2 separate regions of the Homo sapiens genome follow, and region 1 is linked to region 2. Evidence: chromatin loops called from intact Hi-C (ENCODE). Cell type or tissue: heart right ventricle. All regions are shown on one strand. Links, peaks and the distances in the headings refer to the core of each region. The heading gives the core; the rest is flanking DNA.

What was found. Peaks named below come from ENCODE experiments on the same cell type or tissue, not always from the same donor. Only the 100,000 strongest peaks of a DNase experiment are listed, where the experiment ranks them.
Region 1: a loop joins it to region 2, with 2.0 times the contacts of the local background. A loop is called at or near these places in 8 of 110 quality-filtered maps.

Annotation. Positions count from the first base shown.
Region 1 is chr1:25,920,386-25,925,762 of GRCh38, forward strand. No RefSeq gene overlaps it. Among named protein-coding and RNA genes, the nearest start is that of MIR3917, 17 kb to the left of the region's middle. In heart right ventricle, for the core only: a CTCF peak has its summit at 2,254; DNase peaks (open chromatin) are centred at 2,416 and 2,756; H3K4me3 peaks cover 1,450 bases; H3K27ac peaks cover 1,611 bases.
Region 2 is chr1:25,988,288-25,993,664 of GRCh38, forward strand. PAFAH2 (platelet activating factor acetylhydrolase 2) reads right to left here. Exons shown (of 11, transcript NM_000437.4): 2 at 2,440-2,576; 3 at 1,161-1,314; 4 at 1-40. The coding sequence starts at 2,529. Among named protein-coding and RNA genes, the nearest start is that of PAFAH2, 7.1 kb to the right of the region's middle. RefSeq lists an enhancer at 5,284-5,377. In heart right ventricle, for the core only: no CTCF peak of the experiment used is centred there; a DNase peak (open chromatin) is centred at 2,611; H3K27ac peaks cover 1,809 bases.

The sequences.
Region 1 (5,377 bases), core at 147-5,146, 68 kb before region 2:
GGGGCAGCAGCACCAAGGCCATTCCTTGTGAGGTAGGAGGCAGGACTCGACACTGAATGAGATTTAAGACTGGCTGACGTGCCTACCAGTGCCATGACAGTTTACCCATTCCCTAGCAACAACCTGGAAGTTACCACCTTTTTCTAGAAATTTCTGGATAACCGGCCAGGCGCGGTGACTCACACCTGTAATCCCAGCACTTTGGGAGGCTGAGGCAGGCGGATCACGAGGTCAGGAGTTCGAGACCAGCGTGGCCAGCATGATGAAACCCCATCTCTACTAAAAATACACAAATTAGCCAGGCATGATGGCACACACCTGTAATCCCAGCACCTCTGGAGGTTGAGGCAGGAGAATCACTTAAACCCGGGAGGTGGAGGTTGCAGTGAGCCGAGATTGTACCACTGTACTCCAGCCTGGGCGACAGAGTGAGACTGTGTCTCAAATAAAAACAAATTTCTGAATAACCTGCCCCTTAATTTGCATGTAATTAAAAGTGGATATAAATGAAACTGCAGAACTGCCCCTGAGCTGCTAGACTCCACTCTCTCCTCAGTGGGAACAGTCACGGAGCTGTAACACTGCTGCCTCAATAAAGCTGTTTTCTTCTACCACTAGTTCACCCTTGAATTCTTTCCTGGTGGAAGCCAAGAACTTTCCCCAGTGGAGCGCCAGTGTTGAGGCTCCCCTGCCCTGCAAAATGTGTAAGCCCTTTGGGGTTGGGCGGGGAGCTAGGACTTTAAGGATGACCATCTAGAATCACAACATTGCAGGTTCTTTGAGCTGAGGGACCTGATGGGTCACACAGTCACTCTTGAATCCCTTCCCTGCATGTTGAAAAACTAAAAACCCAAAAAGTACAAAGAAGAAAATAACAATTATTCATATTTCCTATCACCTGGAATTAAACCACTGTTTACATTTTGACATACTTGTCTCCAGTATTTCATGAACATGCAGCTTAAAATTCCTTAAGTAATATATTAATGTACTGCCATTTTTATTTTATTTATTTATTTATTTATTTATTTATTGAGACAGAGTCTCGCTGCGTCACCCAGGCTGGATGGCAGTGGCGCGATCTCAGCTCACTGCAACCCCCGCCTCCTGGGTTCAAGCGATTATCTTGCCTCAGCCTCCCGAGTGACTGGGACTACAGGCGCCACCACGCCCGGCTAATTTTTGTATTTTTAGTAGAGATGGGGTTTCACTATGTTAGCCAGGTTGGTCTTGAACGCCTGACCTCGTGATCTGCCTGCCTTGGCCTCCCAAAGTGCTGGGATTACAGGGGTGAGTCACTGCACCCGGCTCTCATTTTAAAAAATAAAATTAGAATATTACAAAGAAAGCTGAAGTTGCCTCTCATCTCCACTTGCTATCCCAACTCCCCGCCCCTCTCTCCAGAGACAGCCACTCAGATGAATTAGGAGTGAACTGGAACTGAACTGAAAAGAACTGAATTGAAAATAATTTTTCAGTTATTTTTTAAAAAATGCTTTTATGTTCTGTTTGAATGTAATCACAGAAAATCCACAGTTCTGCTTAACATGTTACAAAAATTGTATTATATTGTATGCATTATTGTGCAACTTTCTACTTTTACTTAATATATTTTAGAGCTCTATCCATTTCTCTGCATGCATAGATCTGGCTTATTCCTTCTGTGATGCAGTGACCCGTTATGTAGATAGACCCCATTGTATTCATTCATTCCCTATGGACAGCCCTTGAGCTCTTTTCAGTGGTTTGTTATTAGATATGGTCCCGCAAGAGACAGCCTTCCTGAGTACATGTGCAAATATTTTTCTAGGGTAGAGACCAAGACATAGGATTATCTGGCACATGTCATGAATATTTCCAGTTTAAAGACAAATCCAGAGAATGCATTTCCCCATAACCTCACCAATATTTGCCATTGTCTAATTTTATTCCTTCCTTGCATTTTTGTAGCTGAAAAGACCGAGGCCTGAGGCTGGGTCACAGAGTGGGTTAGGTTCAGGGTCAAGACTAGACCCCACATCGCTTGGGGAAAGGAAAGGCCACGGTGTGAGAGGGAGTTGGCGGGGAGGGAATGGCTGAAATTAAACATGGTGATTATCCCACCATCAGTGGAAGTTATCCAGCAGCAGTGGACATGACTGCGAATCCTCCAGAAAATGGCTTCGCTGCGCTCCACGGATCTGCTCTCCCACCCCACCTGCGGCTTGCACAGCGACACACAAGCGTTGTGATTGGCTCTTCCTTGGCTGAGACAAGGGTGGGGACCGAAATGGCGTCTCTAACAGCTGATTTTTCAGGGCAGCAGCTCTGTGCTAGGAGAAGAGAAGGCCGGGCTCACTGGCGGTGCGGAGCCCGCCAGGGCCAATCCGCATCCGGGCGGAGGTGCAAGCCCGACCGCAGTACTGACACGTGCCGCGACGTCCCCTCCCGGCAGCTCGCGGGGACCTGGGAGCGGGTGGGGTCTCTGGCTGGCGGGGAGCCAGGGCTGCGGGAAACCGCACGAGGTCGCGTTCGCGAGTGGCGGAGAAGCCCAGACCCCCGGGCGCACGCGGCCGCGCCCACCCAGGTCGCTGGGAGGTGCCCGCCCGGGAGGCGCCGCGGCCAGTGCCTGCCGTTAGCTTCAGGAAGAACTAGGATTGAGTAAGAAACGACTAGGGATGGAAGCACTTGGCACTCCGGGTCTCGGAGCAGGCTGGGGACGCCCGCGGCAGGAACCTGGTCCTCCACTCCGGGTGCGGACCAAAGTCTGCTAGGGCTTCCCCGAAGTGGATTCAGTGACTCGGGAGAGGACCCAGCCCCTAGGCCCCATCCCCGGTTAAGGGCCAGTCTTGGTCTGGGTGTTTCTCTCCGGGAGCTGGTCGCAGGTTTCCGTTTTCCTCTTCAAGGAAGGAAAGACCAGCGAGAGAATTCGAGGGAAAGAACAAAAGCCGCCGGCACCGCCCAGCCCAATTTTTGGAGCCTGGGAGGCTGGCTCCCTTCCTCTGACCGCTGGGACGACTCGGAGGGCTGGCGCTTTTTCCTTCACCACCATTTCTTCCCAGCGACCAACTTTTGAGTCCTTGCTGTGTGCCAAGCACTTCACTGAGTGTCATATCTCACTTCCTCCCCACGACAATTGTAAGACATGACAGGCTTGGAAAGGAGAAGTCATTTGCCAAGGTCACGCGTGGAAAAAACGAGGGCTAGGAAATTCAGATCCTGGGTTTTAAATATTTTTGTATTAGAAAGGGTCTAAAAGTTAAATATTTGCAAACCTTTGCTAATCTTTCACAGATCCTTTTGAAATAATGACTATTGAGAATAAACCCTGCAGACATCTCCATACCGTTTTGTGTGTGTGTGTGTGTGTGTGTGTGTGTGTGTGTGTTTTAACTTGTCAGCCAGGCAGGTCCGTGGGAGGAGGGAGCAGCGCGCGAATGAGAGTGTAAACAGGTAACGAACACTTTTCTGGAAAGCAGTAGTGCCATTTCTATCGAGAGCTTTAAAAACTGTGCGTATCCTCTACTCGGGAAATGGCCACCCTCTGTGGAGATAGCAATAGTTTTCCACATGTAAAATCCCTGGGACCCAGCAATTCCTTTTAAGGGAATCCATTGTAGAGATGGGTGTGCTTGCACATATACAAAATGGCATACACACGTAAGGACGTTCATGACTGCACTGTTTCAGGAGCGAAGGATGAAAAACAACCCAGAAATGTATCAATAGAATTGATTAATTTAATCTGGCACTTCCATTTAAAGGAATTCTATGCAATATTTTAAGAAAATAAGGCAGTTCTCTATTTTATGTATAGAGCAATCATCAAGAAATATTAAGCAAAAAGAGGAAAGTGCAAAAGTATCTGATGTGCTACTGTTTCTATATGAAAAAGGGATCTATATTTTAAAATATATATATTTAAATATATAGATTCCCCCATAAGAAATATACACATGAAGAAAACAGGCAACCACATTGCCTTTAAGAAGAAAAACCTAACTATCACACTAGCCTTTAAGTGAAAAAAAAAAAAAAGAAAGAAAAAAGCAAAAAAAAAAGAAGGAATCACTGCTAAACGACCAAGCAGGAGAATTATTATTCTTATTGTGTAACCTTTAGTACCTTTGGAATTGTGTGCCATGTTTACATAACAACAATTCGAAATTCAACTTAAAAAAATAAATTCCCTGCCTCTAGACCCAGTACTTCTCCTTTTTGGAATCTAGCTTAAGGAAGTTAATGGATTTCAGACAAAGATTTATGCAAGAAGATATTCACTGAGGTGTTATCGTACAGGAAAAAGATGTAGGCAACTTAAAAGCCCAACAACAGAGGAACAGATAAGAAAATTATGGTATGTACATGTACTGCCTACCATGAAATCATAAAAAGAATGTTTATAAAAAATTTTATTGACATGGGAAAATGCTTATAACATTAAGTAATGAAGTCCTAGATAGAAAATTGTGTATGCAAGCTGGGCATGGTGGCTCACGCCTACAGTCTCAGTACTTGGGAGGCTGAGGCAGGGGGATCACTTGAGGCCAGGAGTTTTGAGACCAGCCTGGGTGATATAGGGAGACCCAGTCTCTGACCACTGTAACAGGAGCAGGCATAAAAAAATAATGGAAGAAAACATGCCAAAAAGTAAACAATTGTGGTTGCTGGACAGAGACACTGTGAGTGATATTTTTCCCCCCTCTGTAGCTTTCTTTCTTTTCTTTTTTTTTTTCTTCTTTTTTGAGACAGAGTCTTGCTCTGTCGCCAGGCTGGAGTGCAGTGGCACGATCTCGGCTCACTGCAACCTCCACCTCCCGGGTTCAAGCAATTCTCCTGCCTCAGCCTCCCGAGTAGCTGGGATTACAGGGCATGCCACTACGCTCAGCTAATTTTTGTATTTTTAGCAGAGACGTGGTTTCACCATGTTGGCCAGGATGGTCTCGATTTCTTGACCTTGTGATCTGCCTGCCTCGGCCTCCCAAAGTGCTGGGATTATAGGTGTGAGCCGCTGCGCCTGGCCCCTCTGTAGCTTTCTGTAGTTTTCAATTTTTTTTTGTAATGGGCCTCTGTGGCTAAGATTTTTTTTAACTTAAAAATAAATCCCCACAGTATTTAGGAAAATTAAAGATAATTTTCCTTATTAATTAAATATGGGGTTTCACCATGTTGCCCAGACTGGCGTACAGCTCTTTATGCAGGGTTTATTTCTAGAAGTAGAATTGATGGGTTAACATCAATTCTACAAAAAATACAAAAATTACAACCCCATCTCTACAAAAAATACAAAAATTACCCAGATGTAGTGGCGCGTGCTTGTAGTCCCAGCTATTCAAGGGGCTGAGGCAGGAGATCGCTTGAGCCCAGGAGGTTGAGGCTGCAGTGAGCCGAGATTGCA
Region 2 (5,377 bases), core at 196-5,195:
TTAAAGGGGCCATTCCAGCTAACAGGCAGGCGACAAGATCCTAGCAGAGACATGGGCTATAGAATATCTGGCTGCCCCAAAGCTGTTATCCCAAGGGCAGCCTGAGTATAGGTATGGGTGGGGACATGTGTTTCTCCCCTCTGGAGAACCACCATCGGCCCCTGAGCAGCTCAGGGCAGTTAATCACCTATTTCTTCTCCCTTTCTTCCCTAGGAAGAGTGAACACAACAGAAAATGGGAAGCTAAGCCAGGCGCAGTGGCTCACGCCTGTATTCCCAGCACTTTGGCAGGCCAAGGAGGGCGGATCACGAGGTCAAGAGACCAGCCTGGCCAAGTGAAACCCCGTCTCTACTAAAAATACAAAAATTAGCTGGGCGTGGTGGCGGGCTCCTATAATCCCAGCTACTCAGGAGGCTGAGGCAGGAGAATCACTTGCACCCTGGAGGCGAAGGTTGCAGTGAGCTGAGATTGTGCCATTGCACTCCAGCCTGGGCAACAAGAGCAAGACTCCATCTCACCAAAAAAAAAAAAAAAAAAAAAAAAAAAGGAAAAGAAAATGGGAAGCTAAGTCCAAAGTGGCAGTACTGAACCCGGGGTAAACTGCTGAGATGCCAAGGCACTGGGTGGAATTCCTAGGTGTGGGACCTTTGGGGGAAGTGGATGACTCAATGTTACCCTACTCAGAAGAGGGGTGACTGGAGGGAAAACTGCAGGAAACTGTACGCTCCTTGACAGTTAAGAATCTTTCTTTGATACACACAATAGCTGGCACAGAGTAGGAATTAATACATGCTAAACAAAGGAGCAATCAGTGCCATTTATGGAACACATTATATGTCCCAAGCACCGCATTAGAGGCTTTACGTACATCCCGTACTACAAACCCCCAAAGACATGTATTTAGACAGGTTCAGTAACTTGCCCAAACCCCATGGCTAGTAACTTATAAAGTCTGGATTTGAATCCAGGAAAGTCTAACTCAGTCACCAAAGCTCTTTCATATGTAATTCTCTCCCAACTCTCCATACCACACTGGCTAATGGATGCCCCTTACAAAAGCCTGGACACTGCAGGCTATAAGGTACTGCGTCCACCTGGGGATCTCCCAGGAACATAACCAAGCAACTGGGAAAGCATGCAGAGGTCAGGCCAGCCCTTACCCACCGCCAGGTTGAACAGCAAGCCCCCGCAGCGCTTATTAAACTGCAGGTACTCGGCCAGGCCAGTGCAGTACTCATAGCGGGGAATCCACAGGGGCTGCTCCATGGTCTCCTCTGCCTTTTGGCAGGGGTAGAAGAGTCGAAAGAAGCTCCCCTGTAGGAAAGAAGAGAGCAGCTGCTCAGAGCAAGGAGCCCAGGCTAGATTTCCCAACAGCCACACTCAGCAGGTGTTTGGGGCACCAGCAAAACAGGGCACCAAAACAGGGAAACTGAAGTTTCAATTAGCATGCCTGAATTTCACATTCAGAAATCTGGAAAGAAGCAATTTGATTTTTAGCATATATGTAAAGCTTACGTTATTTCAAATAGCCAACTGTATTTTGAATTACATTGTGGGAGGGGGCACCAAAAATATTTGAGTGCTTGGGACAATGAAAGATTTAAATCTGGCCCTGAACCTAGGCCTAGAGGAGCCCCAGGAGTTAGAGATTAGTTCTCGTGCTGAACAGGGTGGCCTTGGTAGCTCATCCAGGCCACTCTGCTCTAGGACAGCCCCTGGGAAGCAACAGCACACTCATTTTACATGGGAGTAGGTGAGGGGTTACTAGGAAGTGTGTGCCTCTCAAGGGAGACAGGAAGTCCAAGGGCTAGCAGAGAAAGACCTAGGAACTAAGCCAGGCACAGTGGCTCATGCCTGTAATCCCAGCACTTTGGGAAGCCGAGGTAGGAGAGTCGCTTGAGGCCAGGAGTTAGACATCAGCCTGGGCAACATAGCAAGGCCTCGTCTCTACTATATATACATATATATAAGATAGAGGACCAGTCCAGAAGTCAAAGCAGGAGGGGAAAACAGATCAAGGCAGGAGAGAGAAAAGGAAGCTGTCCCCCTACCCAGGTCAGGGAGTCCAAGGCCAAAGGCACACGCCCATGGCTCTTTCTCTCACACACTCAGATTATGATACGATTAAAACCCTTCCAAGATCAGGCATCTGCCCTCAAGAAAGGTGAGAGGATCTGCGAGCTGCCTCTAAAGCTAGAGTCCCCCCTTTCCTCCTAGGTGGAAAATGAACGCATTATCTCTGTCTATTGGGATGTTTCTAATGTTTGGAAAGAGGAAGAAAAAGCTCAGGAAGACAGACCTGGGGGCTTGATAACCAAATCCAGACCCGCTCTAATTCATTTTCCCCACCGTGGGAATACAGGATCAGACTTGTGATCAGTAAGTCACGGTGCCGGCAGAAGCAGTGCAAACAGAAGAAAGGGAGCTGGGGACACTTACCTGGAGATTCTGACCCTCCATCACATCCCCACAGCCTACGAGGTGGGGTCCTGTGACAGGTGGAAAGCCCACAGACTGGTTGACCCCCATTTCATCACCGGGTGAATCAAATGACTTGCCGGAGCTGAACTTGCTGGCTGGATGGGGGAACACAGAACAGCAGCCGCTTGCTGGTTTCCTCTCGGCTTCCTGTTGCTGAAATGTGTTATCTGTTACCCTGTCCACCCCTCCTTAGCACCTCATCCTCCCTGCCGTCGCTCATTAAATCTTGCACCTACTACTTTGCTACATTGCCTTTGCCAAGGTTGGGGGTTGTTTTTTATTTTGCTAGGGTGAGGAGATGGCTGGAAGACGAAAGAGAGCCATCCATACTCCTTACAGCCCATTAACGTATGTTTATCCAGCAGCTACTGCTGCAGAGACTGTCACACAGACCTTGCTCTCCTGAGGCTAATAGTAACCACTAAGATCCATTATTTACGGTTAGCACTGTACTGACCTCTTTATAGACACTATACACATTGCATCATTTCATTGTCTCAACCACTCTCTGAGGTAGGTACTTTTTTTTTTGAGACGGAGTCTCGCTCTGTTGCTAGGCTGGAGTGCAGTGGCATGATCTTGCTCGCTGCAACCTCCGACTCCCTGGTTCAAGCGATTCTCCTGCCTCAGCCTCCTGAGTAGCTGGGATTACAGGCACGTGCCACCATGCCCAGCTAATTTTTTGTTTAATTTTTAGTAGAGACGGGGTTTCGCCATGTTGGCCAGGATGGTCTTGATCTCCTGACCTCGTGATCTACCCACTTTGGCCTCCCAAAGTGCTGGGATTACAGGCGTGAGCCACCGCGCCTGGCCTGAGGTAGGTACTATTAAGACCTTGTTTTGGCCAGGCACGGTGGCTCACGCCTGTAATCCAAGCACTTTGGGAGGTCGAGGCGGGCAGATCACCTGAGGTCAGGAGTTCAAGACCAGCCTGGCCAACATGGCGAAACCCCGTCTCTACTAAAAATACAAAAATTAGCCGGGTGCAGTGGCAGGCACCTATAGTCCCAGCTACTCAGGAAGCTGAGGCAAGAGAATCGCTTGAACCTGGGAGGCAGAGGTTGCAGTGAGCCGAGATTGCACCACTGCACTCCAGCCTGGGTGACAGAGTGAGACCCTGTCTCAAAAAACAAACAAACAAACAAAAGACCCTGTTTTACAGATGAGGAAACTAAGGCATAAAGAGGTTGAATAACCTTCCCAAGTTACCCAGTGGCAAACCCATCTCTGCCTAATCCGGAAGCTAAGTTCTTAACCATTACTGATCCTGCTCAGGGGGAGATTCAGTTATACAGATGCAAAGTTACTGAACTAAGCTTTTTCTTAAAACCGTTTGATTTTTTTGAGAGACAGGGTCTTGCTATGTTGTCCAGGCTGGTCTCAAACTCCTGGGCTCAAACAATACACCTGCCTAGGCCTCCCAAGTAGCTGGGATTACAGGTAAGAGCCACCACACCCAGCTTTTAAACTACTGAATATGGGGTAGCACTTATGCTGGGCCTTTAAAGATGAGGAAGTTGAGAGGCAGGGGAGGAGGAAGAAAGCACTTATAGAAAAAATCCTAAGAGGAAAAAAAGCAGAGGTAGGGAAAAGTATGATGTGGGCAGTAGATCAAACAGATGCTTTCAGCATGACAGGCATGCACACTCCTGACTAGATAACATTCCTACGGCTCAGCTGCTTCCTAAACTGGTGCCAGTGCTCCCCTAACCCTCTTCAGTTTCATCATCTCCAACACCACCATCATCATCATACTTACTCTGTGCCAGGAACTATGTTTAGTGCTTTTCACATATTATTTTATTTAATTCTTTCAACAGTCCTCTGAGATACGTATTATTATCTCATTTTACAGATGAGGAAACAGATGCTTGACAAAGGCAATTTACCCAATAACATATGGCGAGCAGAGCCAGAATTCGATCATGGACAATGTGGTTGTAACATGAGAATGTCAAACTTCCCAGTGTCCCTTGCCTTGTGATTTGGGTGGGGCTGACCCCTCCTTAACCTCCGGAGTTGAGCCTTAATTAACCGGAGCCAATCAGTCCTTCTTATTCTCCGGTCAGTATTTGGATGAAAAGTGCGCGTATGGCATTAGGTTGGTCCAATAGGCGTAAAACCCGGGACTTTGGTATGACGGTTGAGGGGAGAAAAGTTATTTCCTGTGTTGGACTAGTGTGATGTGCAGATGTCACCTGTCAAGTGGCCTTGAACCACAGCAGCCACTTTTGCCACCTTGAGGATGAAGATACCCATGGTGGATGGGAAAACCAGAAGAATCACAGAGAAATAGAGGCCCATTTGTGAAGACATTAAGAATCCACAGATTAGACCATACCTGAAACCTGACCCACTCCTAGACTTTCTAGTTACATGAGTCAGTAAGTTCCCTTTCTTGGTTAAACCAACTGAAGTTAGATTTCTTTTGGTTGTAACCAAAAGCATCTAAATGGATACACACTGAGTCTGGGGTCCACATGTTAATGATTAAATTATTCTGCTTCCTTTAAGATGCTCTGGGAGGGATTCAGGAGTTCCAGTCAAAGCATGTCTGGGTAAGAAGAGACCTAAGGGAGCATTTCCGTCAATCCCCTCCACAATCGTTTTCCCCTTCTCCGCGTACATACACGTGCTTTACCAGGGAAGACACCAAGGTCCGGAGAGATTAAGTGAGCTGCTCAGAGTCACAAGCAGAACGATGATAACAACACACAGTCTCCTGGTTGTCAGCTGCCACTTGTCTGGTCTCAACAATCCTAACATCATTCTATTTAACTTTGAAAGATAAGAAATTATTTTCTTTCTACTACAGATAGCATCTTCATTTTGTTTCTTTTTAGCAAATTTAAAAACAAACCCAATTCTTTTGAAAAAGAAGCTAAGCTCCTGATGT